2 separate regions of the Homo sapiens genome follow, and region 1 is linked to region 2. Evidence: chromatin loops called from intact Hi-C (ENCODE). Cell type or tissue: K562. All regions are shown on one strand. Links, peaks and the distances in the headings refer to the core of each region. The heading gives the core; the rest is flanking DNA. Region 1 holds the start of PROP1 (PROP paired-like homeobox 1). Region 2 has its middle 9.9 kb from the start of NHP2.

Region 1 (8,326 bases), core at 321-8,320, 170 kb before region 2:
TGTCCCTACCCCTTGCCCTGCTTCTGCAGGAGGTAACCCTGCTGAGGGTCGGGGAGCAGGGCTGCAGGCACAGGGAAACTTCCTTCCCACTAAATGGGTAGCAGGGATGGGACAGGGAAGAGGAGTTGGAAGAGAGGAGAGAGATGAAAGAGGGAGGGGAAAAAAACCAAGAATAAAAATCATATCTAGAGGCACATGAAAAAATAAAAATTAAATATTAAAAAAATCAGGCCTGGCGCAGTGGCTCACACCTGTAATCCCAGCACTTTGGGAGGCTGAGGCAGGTGGATCATTCGAGGTCAGGAGTTCAAGACCAACCTGGCCAACATGGTGAAACCCCGTCTCTACTAAAAATACAAAAAATTAGCCGGGCACGGTGGCACACCCTGTAATCCCAGCTACTCGGGAGGCTTAGGCAGGAGAATTGTTTGAACGCGGGAGGCGGAGGTTGCAGTGAGCCGAGATCACTCCATTGCATTCCAGCTTGGGCAACAAGAGCAAAACTCCGTCTCAAAAAAGAAAAAAAAATTTAATTTAAAAAAGTTTTCTATGAACCCTCCAATAAGAGAGGTAAGCATACATATAAATAAGTGAATTGTGAGTAAAATAAGTGCATAATAAGCAATATCGCATAAAAATTGTACCATGAACTAGGCTCCATGCTGTTTCTTTTGAGAGGGTTCAGACCAAGGCGTTTCCCAGAAGAGGCAGGTCCCTTCCTGGGAATGACCCCTCATCAGCCTCAGACGGTTTCGTCTTAGAAAAGTTTGCCCTAAATCAAATGGTTTCTTCTCTATCAGAAACCACATATGTTAAAATGTGCCGCTGATTTAAAAGTTGAAGGCAGATGTTGAAGACTTCTACAGGCAAAACTAATCAAATCTGATTGATGTATTTTTTATAAGACATTGGAGAGCATTCCTTGATGTTGAGATTTGCACAGGTTTGTTGGAAGTGGGATAGACTAGAGTTAAGGGAACCTATGCGACAATAAGTCAGAAAATACGGGGTCAGAAAAAGCCAAGTGTCTGCTGGAATGGAAAGGAGGGGACACTCTGAAGAGATATTTCGGCTGGGCTCAGTGGCTCACACCTGTAATCCCAGCACTTTGGGAGGCCGAGGCGGGCAGATCACGAGGTCAGGAGATTGAGACCATCCTGGCTAACATGGTGAAACTCCGTCTCTACTAAAAATACAAAAACAAAATTAGCCGGGCGTGGTGGCGGGCACCTGTAGTCCCAGCTACTCGGGAGGCTGAGGCGGGAGAATGGCGTGAACCCAGGAGGTGGAGCTTGCAGTGAGTCGAGATTGTGCCACTGGACTCCAGCCTGGGCGACAGAGCAAGACTCTGTCTCAAAAAAAAAAAAAAAAAAAAAAAAAAGGTATTTCTAGGACAGAATAAACAAAAGTCAGTGACTGATTGAGATGGCGGGGTGGGCAATGGGGAAGGGATGTATAGGTAGACTCTTAAGTCAGAAGCCTTACTGAAATCAGCCAGAAAGAGCTGGGATCTTCTTCAATCGTGATCTCAATTAATGAAGGCCCTCACCTCCTAGCCCTTCAATCATCTCCACTCACCAGCAACTGTCTTCATCAATATCACCCTTCAGCAGGCAGCTCCACCGAGGCATCTTGCCCTGTCTCTTCCAGTAGCTCACCTCCCCAGACTTCCTCCACTAATCACCCCAGTGAGAATTCACCATGATCTCCCATTTTTAAATTTCTAATCGCTGAGCTGACCCTCACCATGCATCTGCTTCACCCATAGATGGAAAGGAAGCCACCCCATTTTCTTGTCTTTTCACGAGGGCCGCAGGCTGGGGATCACCTTGGTGGTACTTGTTTGACCTCAGTTCCAGGACTTGGATGGCTCAAGGCTGAGGGGGAGCATGGGAGGGGGTGGGGGGCAGGGCAGATGGCCGGCAGGGGCTGGGTGCAAGGTAGGGTACCAGTCCTCAGACTGGTGTGACAAAGCAAAGGCGCCTCCTGTGGAGGGCTGGGAAGGGAGGGCATGGCTGTAGGGGTGAGGGAAGCAGGTCACTGGTGGTGGTGGTGCTGCGTAAGAATAGGGGCAAGCAGTGGACTCTGGCAAGAAGCTGGAAAAGGCGGCAGGAGACAGATGGGCCAGAGGCTGAAGCAGTGAGCGCTCTTGCTTCCGTTGCTTAGCTCTGCGGTTCTGGAACCAGACCTGAGAAGGGGTAGGAACCACATCAGAGCCCACACTTGACATAGGTGGTGACACCCTACTCCAATGACAAGAGGTGCAGGGACAGGGAGCAGGCTTCTCCAGCATGGCCAGAGGGAGTAAAGCTCTTCCACAAGGCTTGGCTGAGCCTGGTCTGCTGACAAAGGAACCCACAGACTTGTCCCCAGCCTCTGTCCACATGTGCCCTTTTCTAACACTCGGGGCAAGTAAGAAGTGTCAGCTTCCACCAAGGAGATAAATATGGTGACAATGACATTTCCCTTCCCCAGAGAATGGGAAATTTCCCCTAGGGTTAAGTTTAACGATTAAGACTGTAGATAAATGTAATTGCTATAGACAAGCTTGAATTTAGGGTAGGGTTTACACTTAAGGCTAACCAACCCTGGGGTTAGGATTGAGGGAGCATTTGGCTCATTGAGTTTCAAGGCTATGGTTAGGGACAAGCTTCTGTAAGAATATGGACAGTTAGGATTGAACTTCTGTTGGAATTGGCATCACTATTTTTTTTTTTTTGAGACAAAGTTTTGTTCTTGTTGCCCAGGCTGGAGTGCAGTGGCATGATCTTGGCTCACTGCAACCTCCACCTCCCGGGTTCAAGTGATTCTCCTGCCTCAGCCTCCGGAGTAGCTGGGATTAATTATAGGCACCTGCCACTATGCCTGGCTAATTTTTTGTATTTTTAGCAGAGATGGGGTTTCACCATGTTAACCAGGCTGGTCTCGAACTCTTAACCTCAGGTGATCCATCCAGCTTGGCCTCCCAAAGTGCTGGGATTACAGGTGTGAGCTATTGTGCCCAGCCGGAATTGGCATCACTATTAAATATTGAGGGTAGGTGTTGAAATTCAAGTTAGATTAGCTTATAGCTAGGGTTAAACTCAAGTGATATGATATTCTCAATGCAGTTGCTCTGATGCTGGTGGTGAGATGAGGCCTGTGTCTGGTGACCATTTAGGTTAGGGTTATAATGCCCAACATTCTATGATAGCACCAAAGAAATCTGCATTTCTTTCCTGAGAGAGGAGGATCCTGGAGCATCACCTGGATTCGGGCCTCACTGAGGCCAGTGTCCCGGGCAAGACTCTCTCGGGCCCAGATGTCGGGGTACTGGTTCCTCCCAAAGGCTGACTCCAGCTGTTCCAACTGCACTGGGCTGAAGGTGGTGCGGTGGCGGCGCCGGGAGTGCGGGCGGCCCCTCTGTCCTCCTTGCGGGGAGAACCTTGATCTCCCCCCTCCTGCACCAGGGAGCCTTCTGCAGGGTGGAGCACTCGAGTCTGAGAACGGAGAGAAGGGAGGGGCGGCTTCTGAGGAGGACGCTCCTCGGTGCTGGACCACATGTGCCTGTCCCGGGATTGCGCTCAGTGCGTCCTGTGCTGCTCCAGTCTTTTTTTGAGACAGAGTCTTGCTCTGTCTCCCAGACTGGAGTGCAGTGGTGTGATCACAGCTCACTGCAGCCTCGAACCCCTGGGCTCCAGTGATCCTACTGCCTTAGCCTCCTGAGTAGCTGGGACTACAGGTGCACACCAACATACCCAGCTAATTAAAAAAATAAAAAATTAGAGATGGGGTCTTGCTATCTTGCCCAGGCTGGTCTCAAACTCCTGGCCTCAAGCAGTCCTCCCATGTCAGCCTCTCAAAGTGCTGGGATTATAGGCCTGAGCCACCGCACCCAGCCCTGCCCCACCGGGAATCTTTTAGCTGCCATAGCCTGGTTCCTGCACCCTGCTCAGCCTCGGCCCCTGGTTGCCTCTGAGTCTCTGACACCAGGCTGTGCTGTCTACACAGGGCACACCCTCAGACTCATTCCTGGCCCTGGCACTCATGCACTGTCTACCTGGCAACTCTACTGTCTGCCCACTTCCTATTGCACTGCCAGACACATACCCCTCCATGTACGTTCACCCTTCTGGACACACACGACCACCTGGGGCTCACCCTGTGGGTCTGCTGTGTGCACCTGCACCCTAACAATCGTCCCAGCTGTCTACGGAAGACCCTAGTGCTTGTCCCCTGCTGGCGAGGCTCCTGTTCAACCTGTGCCTTCTTCAGACTGCTGCCATCTCCCGCACCCCTCACCTGGGAAGATGGGCACCCCCCTCTTCCGCTCAGACACACCCTCCCCTACTTACTTTTCATCTCCTCCCTACCCCTGCCCTGGCCCAGCCACCAGGCTGCAGGAACTTGAGCTCGTGGGAAAGGCTTGCCTTCCTCCCCACAGGCTCCCTAAGCCCCCACACTAATTAGTCTGAGAGCTGTTGGGGAGGAGAGAACGGGGAGGGAAAGGACACACCTGGAAGGCGCACACCAAGAAAAGATGTCTGGAGCCGAGGCACCATCCCCATGGGGCCCAAGGGCGTGGACCCTCCTAGAGCTCACTGTCCACCATGGGGGACACACACACGGAGCCCGCCCTCCCGCCCTGGACCCAAAGCCCTGGCCCCTCCAGCTCCCTTCATCAGAGAAGGCAGTGGCTTGGGCTAACCAACTCTGAGGTCAGGAGTGAGGGGACAGAGGTAACTGTCTCACATCCCCACTGCAATGTGAGCTGTTCAGCCGCCCCCTCCTGCCAAGGGCTCAGTTCCCCAGTCTGTAAAGCCAAGGGGTGCTCCAGTCCCTTTTACTTTCAAAGGTTCCCACAGTTTTAACATGATAGGATTCGGGTTTTAATTTCTCCTCCTAACCTTCTTCATGGAGCCTATGCTTTCAGCCTCACACCCGCTGCCTCCTCAGGGACCCACGCACACCGGGACGGTCACTCACCCACCGTGGTGGTCGGGGTCCCAGTGGCCGGGTGTCTCTCAGGCAACAGGTTGCTGCCGACTCGCCCCTTCTTTGGCTTCTCAGCCTGGCGCCTCCTTTCTGCTTCCATGGCTCGCCACGGGGACCAAGTGTCCCTGAATCTCTGACTTGAGATTTCTCTGCTTCCGCAGCTCCTCTCCACACCTGTTCCCTCCCCTTCTCCCTCTGTGTATGCCACCCTCTGGGACTCTGTCTCTGAATGTGTGTGTAGGTGCAGGCAGCTGTCTCTGACTTTTTCACTGTCTTTACTTTTTTTCTAATTGTTTCCTAATTCCCCCTTCCTTGGCTTGAGTGTCAGCTCAATCTCCTGCCTCAGCCTCACCTGTTGCTCTGTTTCTGACTACTTTTCTCTGCCTGGCCCTTCTCCCCACCGGGATGCTGCTCCCTTCTGTCAGCTGCCTACTTTCCCATCCCACCCCTGAGTCTTGGAGGAGTGACCTCCTCCTCGCCCCTGTGGGCCCATCCAATCACTACACGGTCACCAGAGCCCCCTTGCTCAGGGAGGATCACAAGCCGGATGAGGGAAGGTGTTCTGTCGGAGGGTCCAGGGACTGGGGCCAAGGGCTCGTATTCCCAGAGGACCGGATTCTTTTGTCCTGTTAAATCCCCTCCTGGGAGCAGGCAGGGGGAGGAGGAGAAAATGCATTCCTCCCGAGACCCCCTCCTCACAACCCCACTGTGGGGAGAGGAACGAAGAGCAGGGGAAAGGGACCCAGGAGTGGAGCCTGCCTGGCGTCTCAGCATGGGGGTGACACTCAAGGATCTGCTTCCAGGAAACTAAAAAAGGAGAAGTCACAAGTGCATGCTGGCCCCTCTCAGATACCCTGATAGTTCAGAACACACCAGCCAGTGCTCAGGCCAACCTGAACCCACTCCGGAGAATGGGCCTCCAGGACACCTTAGCTCTCAAGTACTTTCTGATTTCCTCCCTCAAACACCACTTCCTCATTCACCCAGAACCCCCAGGACACCATGACCTTCCAAGGTCACCCAGACTCTCCGAAAACCCTGACCTGAACATCTGCATTCCAGCTGCATCCTGACCCCCAAACCCACTCCAGACTCCAGGACTTGGAAAGAGACTGAGATTCCCGTGACATACTACATTCTGATTCTTCAAGAAAATCCTGACACCGGGAATCTCTGAGCAGTCAGGACAGCCTGGTCCCACAGTACTCTGCCCCTTGAGGTTACTTAGACCTGGGAAGTACATTCTGACATCCCCAGGACACTCTGACAGTTTAAGGATGATGCAACAGCCCAGGACCTTAGGATCCCCTGGGACACGCTGACACCCAGAACACTTCACCTCTGCTTCTCAGGATACACTGACCCAGTGAGAACACATGGACCCCCTGGAACACACTGTACCCACAGGACAGTCTGATTCCCAGGGTCATGCCGTCATACAGGTCCTTTAAAAACACGCTGGTGATTCAAGACAGGAAATCAGAATCCTTTAGGATTTCGATGCTTACCGTGTGGTCCATGGATCAGCAGCAGCAGCAGCACCAGCAATGGGAGCATGTTGGAAATGCAGATCCCTGGGCCCCACCTCCATTCTACTGAGTCACAATCTGCCTTGTATCAAGATCTCCAGGAGAACCGAGTGCACGTGGGTCTTAGTCAGCTGGGGCTGCCATGACAAAATAGCATAGACTGTGTGGTTTAAACAATAGACTTCTATTGCTCACAGTTCTGGAGGCTGGGAAGTCTAAGATCAAGGGGTCCGCCTATTTGGCTCCCCTGTGAGGGCTCTCTTCCTGGCTTGCAGGTGGCTGCCTTCTCTCGGTGCCTTCATATGGTGGAGAAAGAACCAGCTCTGGTTTCTTTTCCTCTGCTTGTAAGGACACTAATCCCATCATGGGGCCTCACCCTCATGAGCTCATCTAAACCTAATCACCTCCCCAAATCCCCACCTTCAAATACCATCACGTTGGGTGTTAGGACTTCAACGTAGAAATTTTGGAGGGACACAAACGTTTAGTCCATAGCAACGTAAAATTGGGAAACACTGCTCTAATTTTAACCCTTCTCCCCTACCCTAGGACACACTTTGACCTCCTGGAGCACCCTGAACCCCATGGCAGTCCTAACCTAGCAAGACCCAGTGACATGCAGTCAGCTTGGACTCACAAGAGAACACTGAATTACAATGCATCCTGCTGCCTGGGGTACCCATTCTGGCCCTGTCAGGTCCTTGAATGCTGAGGGCACTGAGGATGCATTCACTCTCCAGGACACACAGACCCTCCAAGAGGCTCTGACCTCTGTACCTTACACTCAGCACAACATCTTGGGCTCACAATCACTCTGTGACCCTCTAAGTCACCCAGACCATGAGGACATGGTGAGATTTGGGAAATTCTAACCTTTTAAGGAATTCCTGACCTTACAGAATCTAGACCGTCAAGGGCATCTTGTCTTCCTGCCTGTTCAGAGCCCCCAATTTGCTTGAATCTTGCAAAGTGCTGTTGACACTGAAAAACCACTCAACATGCCAACCCCAACCCAGGAAATACCCTGACCACACTAGCCTGATCCATAGGATATTTTGACGAAGAAAAGACATATCCAGGTCTCCCAAAGCACTCTGACCATCCAACATGCCTTTGACACAGGGGATGTCTTAATGCCAGGGCTCTCCAACCTTCCAGTGTACTCTGGTTGTCTCAGCCCTAGAGTTGTCAGTAGGCACCCTAGTCACTGTCACTCTCCCACTCTCCCAATACACAGACAGCCCAGCACAGCTTCAACACACTAGGACCCCCTGAATCCAAAAGGTGATTATTCTAACTCTTGAGATTCTGTCCTCTCAAGGCAACTATTCCCTGCAAGACCCTCTGTAGAATACACATTCCCAGAACTACCGGAACATCTTCACCTCTACCATACTCTCACCCCTCTGTAGAATACACATCCCAGAACTGCCAGGACACCTTCACTCTGCCATACTGTCACCCCTCTGTAGAATACACATTCCCAGAACTGCCAGGACATCTTCACTTCTGCCATACTCTCACCCCTCTGTAGAATACACATCCCAGAACTGCCAGGACACCTTCATTCTGCCATACTCTCACCCCTCTGTAGAATACACATCCCAGAACTGCCAGGACACCTCCACTCTGCCATACTCTCACCCCTCTGTAGAATACACATCCCAGAACTGCCAGGACACCTTCACTTCTGCCATACTCTCACCCCTCTGTAGAATACACATCCCAGAACTGCCAGGACACCTTCACTCTGCCATACTCTCACCCGTCTGTAGAATACACATCCCAGAACTGCCAGGACACCTTCACTCTGCCATACTCTC
Region 2 (8,326 bases), core at 268-8,267:
ATGCACCTCCTCTCCCATTGTCATCTTCCACCAGAGGGTACATTTGTTACAATTGATCAACTTACATTGTCACATCATTACCACCCAAAGTCTATTGTTGACATGAGGGTGTGCCACAAGAGGGATGGCACCTGTAGGCTCTGGCTGGGGGGAGGGGGTGGCTATTGAATCCATTATCAGCCACAGATCCCCAGTTGCAGTTGGAGACAGGCTTTACTCTGGGCCACCAAAGTCTGAGCTTTTCCCAGACAGATTTGGTTTTGTTTTTGTTTTTGTCGTTTTTGAGATGGAGTCTTGCTCTGTCGCCCAGGCTGGAGTACAATGGTGCAAGTACAGCTCACTGCAAACTCTGCATCCCAGGCTCAAGCGATCCTCCCACTTCAGCCTCCTGAGTAGCTGGGACCACAGGCATGCGCCACCACGCCTGGCTAATTTTTATATTTTTTGTAGAGACAGAGTCTTGCCATGTTTTTATATTTTTTGTAGAGACAGTCTCGCCATGTTGCCCACGCTGGCCTCAAACTCCTGACCTCAAGCAATCCTCCTGCCTTGGCCTCCCAAAGCGCTTGGATTATAGGCATGAGCCACCACCCCCGGACCCAGAGATGAATTTTTTGTCTGGGGGTTTCTAGAGGAACAGGAGGTGGTGGCGGATGCCAAGTGCAGCAGCTGTTTTAGTCCTGACTCTCACTTCCCGCTTCCTGGTCCTGGGGTGCCTGGTGGCTTGGTCTCCCCTGCAGTCCCCTTGCAGCCTTTCCTGGGCTGTGGCTGTCAACACCTGTTTCATCTATTGCCTTCTTCTATTCACTTTCCATAGTCTCAAAAGTCAGAAAAATGTTTCCTCTGTTGGGGCCTTTCCCTCTCATTTTCTTTGCTGTTTTGCTACAGGCTGGCAGGCATTGTTGGGGGCGTGTGTATGTCCACGTGTGCACAAAACCTGCCCTTCTCCACAGCACCATGCTGCTACCCACTGCTTAACAGGACTCTTGAGCAAGTAGTTCTTTTTTTTTTTTTTTTTTTTTTTTTTTGAAATGGAGTCTTGGTCTGTTGCCCAGGCTGGAGTGCAGTGGTGCGATCTCGACTCACTGCAACCTCGACCTCCTGGGTTCAAGCAATTCTCCTGCCTCAGCCTCCCAAGTAGCTGGGATTACAGGCATGCGCCACCACCCCGCCCGGCTAATTTTTGTATTTTTAGTAGAGACGGGGTTTCACCATGTTGACCAGGTTGGCCTAGGACTCCTGACCTCAAGTGATCCACCCACCTCGGCCTCCCTTACAGGCGGGAGCCACCATGCCTGGCCTCTTGAGTAAGTTCTTGATGGTCACATTTTTTGTTCTTGTGCCCAGAAAATGCCTTCCCTTCTTCCAGGCCCCTTGGAATTGACATTGATGTTCCTGCCAGACTTTGTTTTATTATTATTATTATTTTTTGAGATGGAGTCTCGCTCTGTCGCCCAGGCTGGAGTGCAGTGGCATGATCTCGGCTCACTGCAAGCTCTGCCTCCCGGGTTCATGCCATTATCCTGCCTCAGCCTCCCGAGCAGCTGGGAATACAGGCGCCTGCCACCACGCCTGGATAATTTTGTGTATTTTTAGTAGAGACAGGGTTTCGCCATGTTAGCCAGGGTGGTCTCGATCTCCTGACCTCATGATCTGCCTGCCTTGGCCTCTCAAAGTGCTGGGATTACAGGCATGTGCCACCGCGCCCGGCCCAGACTTTGTTTTTTCTTGTTGTTTGTTTTTGAGACAGTCTCCCTCTGTCACCCAGGCTGGAGTGCGGTGCCACTATCTCGGTTCACTGCAACCCCTGCCTCCCGGGTTCAAGTGATTCTCGTGCTTCAGCCTCCCAAGTAGCTGGGACTACAGGCATGCCACCATGCCCGACTAATTTTTGTATTTTTAGTAGAGATGGGGCTTCACCATGTTGCCTAGGCTGGTCTTGAACTCCTGACCTCAAGTGATCTGCCACCTCAGCCTCCCAAAGTGCTGGGCTACAGGTATGAGCCACGGCACCCAGCCTCCTTCCAGACTTTGTGCCATGGAGATGTGGGGGCCAGGACCATTGGCCCCTAAAGGTTCACTGAAAAATCACTGGCACAAGGCAGACAATTATTAGGAGTAAAGGGAATCTCACGAGGTTTGGGTCTGCACCGTGCATATTGGACTTTCCCTTCATTCAGAACAACTTACTGAGCGTCTTTATGTGCCCAACACTGTGCTGGGCATCGGGGGAGCCATGGTGAGCTAGACAGAGAGTCCTGGTCTCCCAAGGGTTCCGCACGGGAAGTACCAGCCGTGGGAGCAATATAGAACTGGAATCTAGGAAGGGATCTGGGAAAAGTGCTCCCTACAGGATTTGTTGGATGTGACAGGGTAGAGGAGGAGGGTACTGGGAAGACCTAGGGGTGAGGAGGGAACGAGGGCAGGGCCGGCTGGAACAGCCACCCTTAGTGCTTACTGCAGCCTTCTTCCGGGTTGAATCTCCCCATCCTACAAGGCAGGAAGCTACAGGAGGTGCCTGGTGGAGAGTCCGTCCTCAGAAATCATTTGAACAAATGACTTTTACGGACTTTTGTTCATCCCCTGAAGCTCCTGGGGTACCACTGCAGGATTTTAAATTGGGGAGTAGCATGGTTAGCTTTGTGTTTTTGGAAGAGCATCTAGGCTACAGCAGGGGAACCAGAGGGTGGGCAGGATGCCTGGGGAAGAGGGGGAAGAATGAGAGCAGCAAGGGGGCTGCGAGTGTGGCCTGATCCAGGATGATGGCCGTGAGGCTGAGCTAAGGGAGTTGGTGAGAGCGATATACAGGACACAAAAGGACTTTGAGATATGGGGTGTGGCAGTGGAACAAGAGGATGGGTCAGGCAGACAGAATTTCTAAGATAGCCCCCCAGAGATGCCCTGCCCAGAACCTGTGAGTATGAGGAGCTGTCACTCCTGCATGTCTTCTTATTTGGCACAGTCGACTCAGACAGGGAGAGAATCCGGGATTATCCGGGTTAGCCCACTGTAATCCCTTGAGACCTTAAAGCAGAGAGCTTTCTCTGACTGACGGCAGAGGGGCAATGACGGAGATCCCAAGAGCAAGCAGGATCTGAACGCTGCTCCCGGCTGTGAGGATGGAGGCACCATGTGTGAGGACCAAAAAGTAACCGCAGGAGCTGAGAGTGGCTGGATGACAGGAGGCGGGACCCAGGTCCTACAATCACCAGGAACTGAACTCTTCCAGCAAGAAGAGTGAGCCTGAGGCCAGGTGCGCTGGCTCATGCCTGTAATCCCAGCACTTTGGGAGGCCGAGGTGGGTGGATCATGAGGTCAGGAGATCGAGACCATCCTGGCTAACACGGTGAAACCCCGTCTCTACTAAAAATCCAAAAAATTAGCCGGGCGTGGTGGCGGGTGCCTGTAGTCCCAGCTACTCGGGAGGCTGACGCAGGAGAATGGCGTGAACCTGGGAGGTGGAGCTTGCGGTGAGCCGAGATTGCTCCACTGCACTCCAGCCTGGGCAACAGAGCGAGACTCTGTCTCAAAAAAAAAAGAAAAAAGAAAAAGAAGAGTGAGCCTGGAAGGGGATTCCAAGCACCAGATGAGATACCACGGCAGGTGGAGACTTTGATGGGAACCTTCAGCCCAAGCCCTGACCTCCAGGACTTCCGATGTACAGGACCGTGAGATAATACATGGGTGTCGTTCTCAGCCACTGAGTGGTCAGTTGTTACAGCAGCAATAGGGAGTGAATGCACCAGATTTCTGGACACATTCACTTCAGTGAAAACCAACACAGGGACCTGGCATGGTGGCTCACGCTTGTAATCCCAGCTCTTTGGGAGGCTGAGGCAGGTGGATCACTTGAGGCCAGAAGTTCAAGACCAGCCTGGCCAACATGGTGAAACCCTGTCTCTACCAAAAATACAAAAATTAGCTGGGCGTGGTAGTGGGCCCCTGTAATCCCAGCTACTTGGGAGGCTGAGGCAGGAGAATCACTTGAACCTGGGAGGCAGAGGTTGCAGTGAGCCGAGATTGTGCCACTGCACTCCAGCCTGGTGACAGAGCGACGCTCCATCTCAAAGAAAAAAAAAAAAAAGAAGGAAGGAGAAAGAAAAAGAAAGAAAAGAAAACCAATATAGAGGGCGAGGCAGGGCAGGCTGGGAAAGAAAATTTTAAAAAAGGAAGGAAGGAAGGGAGGGAAAAGAGAAAAAAGAAAAGAAAGGAAGACCAATGTAGAGGGTGAGGCAGGGCAGGCTAGGAAAGTAAAAGAAAAAAGAGAAGAAACGAGAGGAGAGGACAGAAAAGAAGGAAGGAAGAAGAGAAAGGAGAGAAGAGAGAAAGAAAGAAAAAGAAAGAGAAAGGGAGGGAGGGAGGGAAAAGAAAAGAAAACCAATGTAGAGGGGAGGCAGGGCAGGCTGGCAGAGGAAAGAGGTCCAGGGGGCTCGGGATGGATAATAAGGGTCCCTACCTCATCAGGCTGTTGGGAGAGCCAAGTGCATGTACGGTAAGTGCGGCCGCAGCTGGAACCGGGAGACCTACGGTGGAAATGGGAATGGAGATCTGTGAGTTGTGGCAGAAAGGCCTCCACCTCCCACTGAGGCGTGACGGGCGGGGAAAGCAGGTGGCATTGTGCTGCCTGAGCCACCGTGCGTGGCCCCGTCGCCCGGGAGCCCGCTGTGGCCTCCTCTCCCTCGCCTGTACCGCCACCTCGTGGAGCAGTGTGGAATCGCCAGCAGTCAGTCAGGGCGGGCTTTGGTTCTGGGAGTCAGTACTTCTTATGACCGTGCTCGTCTGACATCTGGCCTCTTGCTTCGCAGGAGGCAGAAAGGCCATGCTCCTGCCCTAGAAAGTGAGCGCGCTTCTAGTGAAGGGTCTTTAGAGCCCATTGATTCACCCTCCCGTCAACGGAGTGGAATGACGGAGGCCAGGCCCAGACCCCTGAGCAAATCAGGTTCCGAGGTGGGAGGGGAACCCAGGCAGCCCTCCCTCATTCATTCCTTGGCACCTGTTCAGCCTCTGGCTTCCCGTTGGCCATGGAGAGGAGGAGAGGCAGGGAGCAGTGCGCCTCCCCCCTTCTGACCTGTGCTTATTCTCCAGCAGCAGACACCTGGCGCTGCTGGCCTTCCTTTTCTCGTGAGATAGGAGGCATCTGTTTTTCTCTTTCTTCGTGAAAGACAGGAGAGCAGCCAGGCCAGAATGGGGGATTGCGGGGGGCGTGGAGAACTGGGCTGAGGGTGTTTGGGACCTGCTAGGCAAAGGGCTTGAGTGTCAGTCCAACTGATTTAGATCGAGGTCAGAAGATGTTCTCTGTTAAGGGCCAAACAGTAAACATTTTAGGCTCCGTGGACTATACAGTCTCTATCGTAACCACTCAGCCCTGCTGTTATAGTAGGAGAGCACCCAGAGACAATATGTAATCAAATGGGGTGGCTATGTACCAATAAAACTTTATTTATAAAAACATGGGGGCCGGGTGTGGTGGCTCATGCCTGTAATCCCAGCACTTTGGGAGGCTGAGGCGGGCGGATCACGAGGTCAGGAGATCCAGACCAGCCTGGCCAACATAGTGGAACCCCGTCTCTACTAAAAATACAAAAAATTAGCCGAGCGTGGTGGTGGGCGCCTGCGGGAGGCTGAGGCAGGAGAATCGCTTGAACCAGGGAGGCGGAGGTTGCAGCGAGCTGAGATCGCGTCACTGCACATCAGCCTGGGTGACAGTGCGAGACTGTCTCAAAACAAACAAACAAGCAAGCAAGCAAGCATGGGTCCGCGGGTCGTAGTTCGCTGACCGCTGATCTGGACGGTGGTGGTGCCTGCAGGTTTTTCCAATCAGATGCAACAGCTGAGGCTGGGGGCCGTGGCTCACGCCTGTAATCCCAGTGTTTTGGAAGGCCGAGGCGGGAGGATCACTTGAGCCCGGAAGTTTATCAGCAGCCTGGGCAACAAACAAGACTTCTGTCTCAACAACAACAACAACATTAAAGAAAGAAAAAATGATGCGCCGGGGTCGCGTCGGGCTGGGCCGGGGGCGCGCCGTGCGAGCGGGATGTCCGGCCTGCGGGCGCTGCCGGGGCTCAGGCTGCTGGTTGCGGCTCGCGCCTGCGCGAATCAAAAGCCAGACCAGCGCCTGCCGCTCGGGACCCACCTCGTGGGGACGGCAGCGGCTGAACTCGGGTGGCCGCTGGGACTCAGCGGTCATGGCGAGCATAGCGGTGAAGCACCTGAGCCAGGAGGAAGCCCAGGTCGTGGACCAGGAGCTATTCAACGAGTACTAGTTCAGCGTGGCCCGACTTGTGGAGCTGGCCGGGCTGAGCTGCGCCGCAGCCATCGCCAAGGCATATTCCCCCACGTCCATGTCCAGGAGCTCCCCTACTGTCCTGGTCATCTGTGGCCCGGGGAATAATGGAGGAGATGGTCTGGTCTGTGCTGCGCACCTCAAACTCTTTGGCTAACCGGCCAACCATCTATTACCCCAAAAGGCCCAACCAGCCCCTCTTCATTGCGTTGGTGACCCCGTGTCAGAAAATGGACATCCCTTTCCTTGGGGAAATGCGCTCAGAGCCCGTGATGATTGAGCTGTATGAGCTGGTGGTGGATGCCATCTTCGGCTTCAGCTTCGAGGGTGATGTTCGGGAACGTTCCACAGCATCCTGAGTGTCCTGAAGGGATTCACCGTGCCCACTGCCGGCATCAACATTCCCTCTGGATGGGATGTGGAGAAGGGAAACTCTGGAGGGATCCAGCCAGACTTGCTCATCTCCCTCACAGCACCCAAAAAGTCTGCAACCCAGGTTACCCGGTCGCCACCATTACCTGGGGGGTCGTTTTGTGCCACCTGCTCTGGAAAAGAAGTAGCACCTGAACCTGCCCCTACCCTGACACCAAGTGTGTGTATGGTCTGCAGTGAGGGAAGGTGGGTGGGTATTCTTCCCAATAAAGACTTAAAATCGCCCCCTCAGAAAAGAAAGAAAGAAAGAGAGAGAGAGAAAGAAAGCGAGAGAAAGGAAAAAATGTAAATTAAAAAAGAAAAGCATCACGCCATTGCACACCAGCCTAGTTGACAGAGCAAGACTCCATCTCGAACAAAAAGAAAAAAATTAAAAAGAAGCAACCGATGGGATCCACTTCCAACACTGCATTCTGCAAATATTCTGTATGTATATGCAGTACACAATGCTATCCTTCCCCTTTTTTCCACCTTTTTCTTAGTAAGTGTCCATCCTCTCTTCACAGAAACAGTAGCATACTACGCACAGCATTCTGCATTTTGCTTTTTAACATTTTTTAAAAGTAATTTCAGTTTTTATTTTGGATTCAGAGAGGCCATGTGCAGTTTGTTACCGGGGTGTATTGCGTGATGCTGAGGTTTGGGGTATAATTGTTCCCATCGCCCAGGTACTCAGTATAGTACCCAACAGTTAGTTTTTCACTACTCATCCTCTTTCTCTCCTCTCACGTTGGCCAGGCTGGTCTTGAACTCCTGACCTTAGGTGATCCACCTGTCTCGGCCTCCCAAAATGCTGGGATTACAGGCGTGAACCACAGCGCCCGGCCTAGCTCCTACTTCTAAGTGAGAACCTGCAGTGTTTGGTTTTCTGTTCCTGTATTAATTGGCTTAGGATGATGGCCTCCAGCTGCATCCATGTTGCTGCAAGGACATTATTTCGGGTTTTTTGGCTGCACAGTATTCTGTGGTGAATGTGTGCCACATTAAAAAAAATTATTTTTACTTATTAAATGTTTCATATCTTTGTTTTATTTTTTTTTCTCTTTTTCTCCCCCTCAAGTTGAACTTCATTTTCTTTATCCAATCCACCACTGATGGGCACCTAGGTTGATTCTGTATCTTTGCTGTTGTGAACATTGCTGTGATAAACATACATGTGCCTGTGTCTTTTTGGTAGAAAAATCTGTTTTATTTTTAATATATATCTACTAATGGGATTGCTGGGTCAAATGGTGGCTCTGTTTTTTGTTTGTTTGTTTTTGTTTTTGTTTTTGGAGACAGAGTTTTGCTTTTGTTGACCAGGCTGGAGTGCAGTGGCACAATCTCAGCTCCCCTCAATCTCCACCTCCCAGGTTCAAGCGATTCTCCTGCCTCAGCCTCCCGAGTAGCTGGGATTACAGGCATGTGCCATCACGCCCAGCTAATTTTGTATTTTTAGTAGAGATAGGGTTTCTCCATGTTGGCCAGGCTAGTCTCGAACTCCCGACCTCAGGTGATCCACCTGCCTCGGCCTCCCAGAGTGCTGTGATTACAGGCGTGAGCCACCACGCCCGGCCTGTAGCTCTGTTTCAAGTTCTTTGAGAAACCTCCTAACTACTTTACACAGTGGTG

The links. Peaks named below come from ENCODE experiments on the same cell type or tissue, not always from the same donor. Only the 100,000 strongest peaks of a DNase experiment are listed, where the experiment ranks them.
Region 1: a loop joins it to region 2, with 3 times the contacts of the local background. A loop is called at or near these places in 3 of 110 quality-filtered maps.

Annotation. Positions count from the first base shown.
Region 1 is chr5:177,990,860-177,999,185 of GRCh38, forward strand. It overlaps PROP1 (PROP paired-like homeobox 1), which reads right to left and starts at 5,383. Exons shown (of 3, transcript NM_006261.5): 1 at 4,966-5,383; 2 at 3,247-3,479; 3 at 1,376-2,188. The coding sequence starts at 5,074. The coding sequence ends at 1,850. RefSeq lists an enhancer at 5,535-6,034. In K562, for the core only: no CTCF peak of the experiment used is centred there; no DNase peak of the experiment used is centred there; H3K27me3 peaks cover 4,718 bases.
Region 2 is chr5:178,159,668-178,167,993 of GRCh38, forward strand. It overlaps the pseudogene NAXEP1. Among named protein-coding and RNA genes, the nearest start is that of NHP2, 9.9 kb to the left of the region's middle. RefSeq lists enhancers at 4,303-4,804, 4,767-4,816. In K562, for the core only: a CTCF peak has its summit at 4,696 (motif pointing left); a DNase peak (open chromatin) is centred at 4,694; H3K4me3 peaks cover 168 bases; H3K27me3 peaks cover 1,798 bases.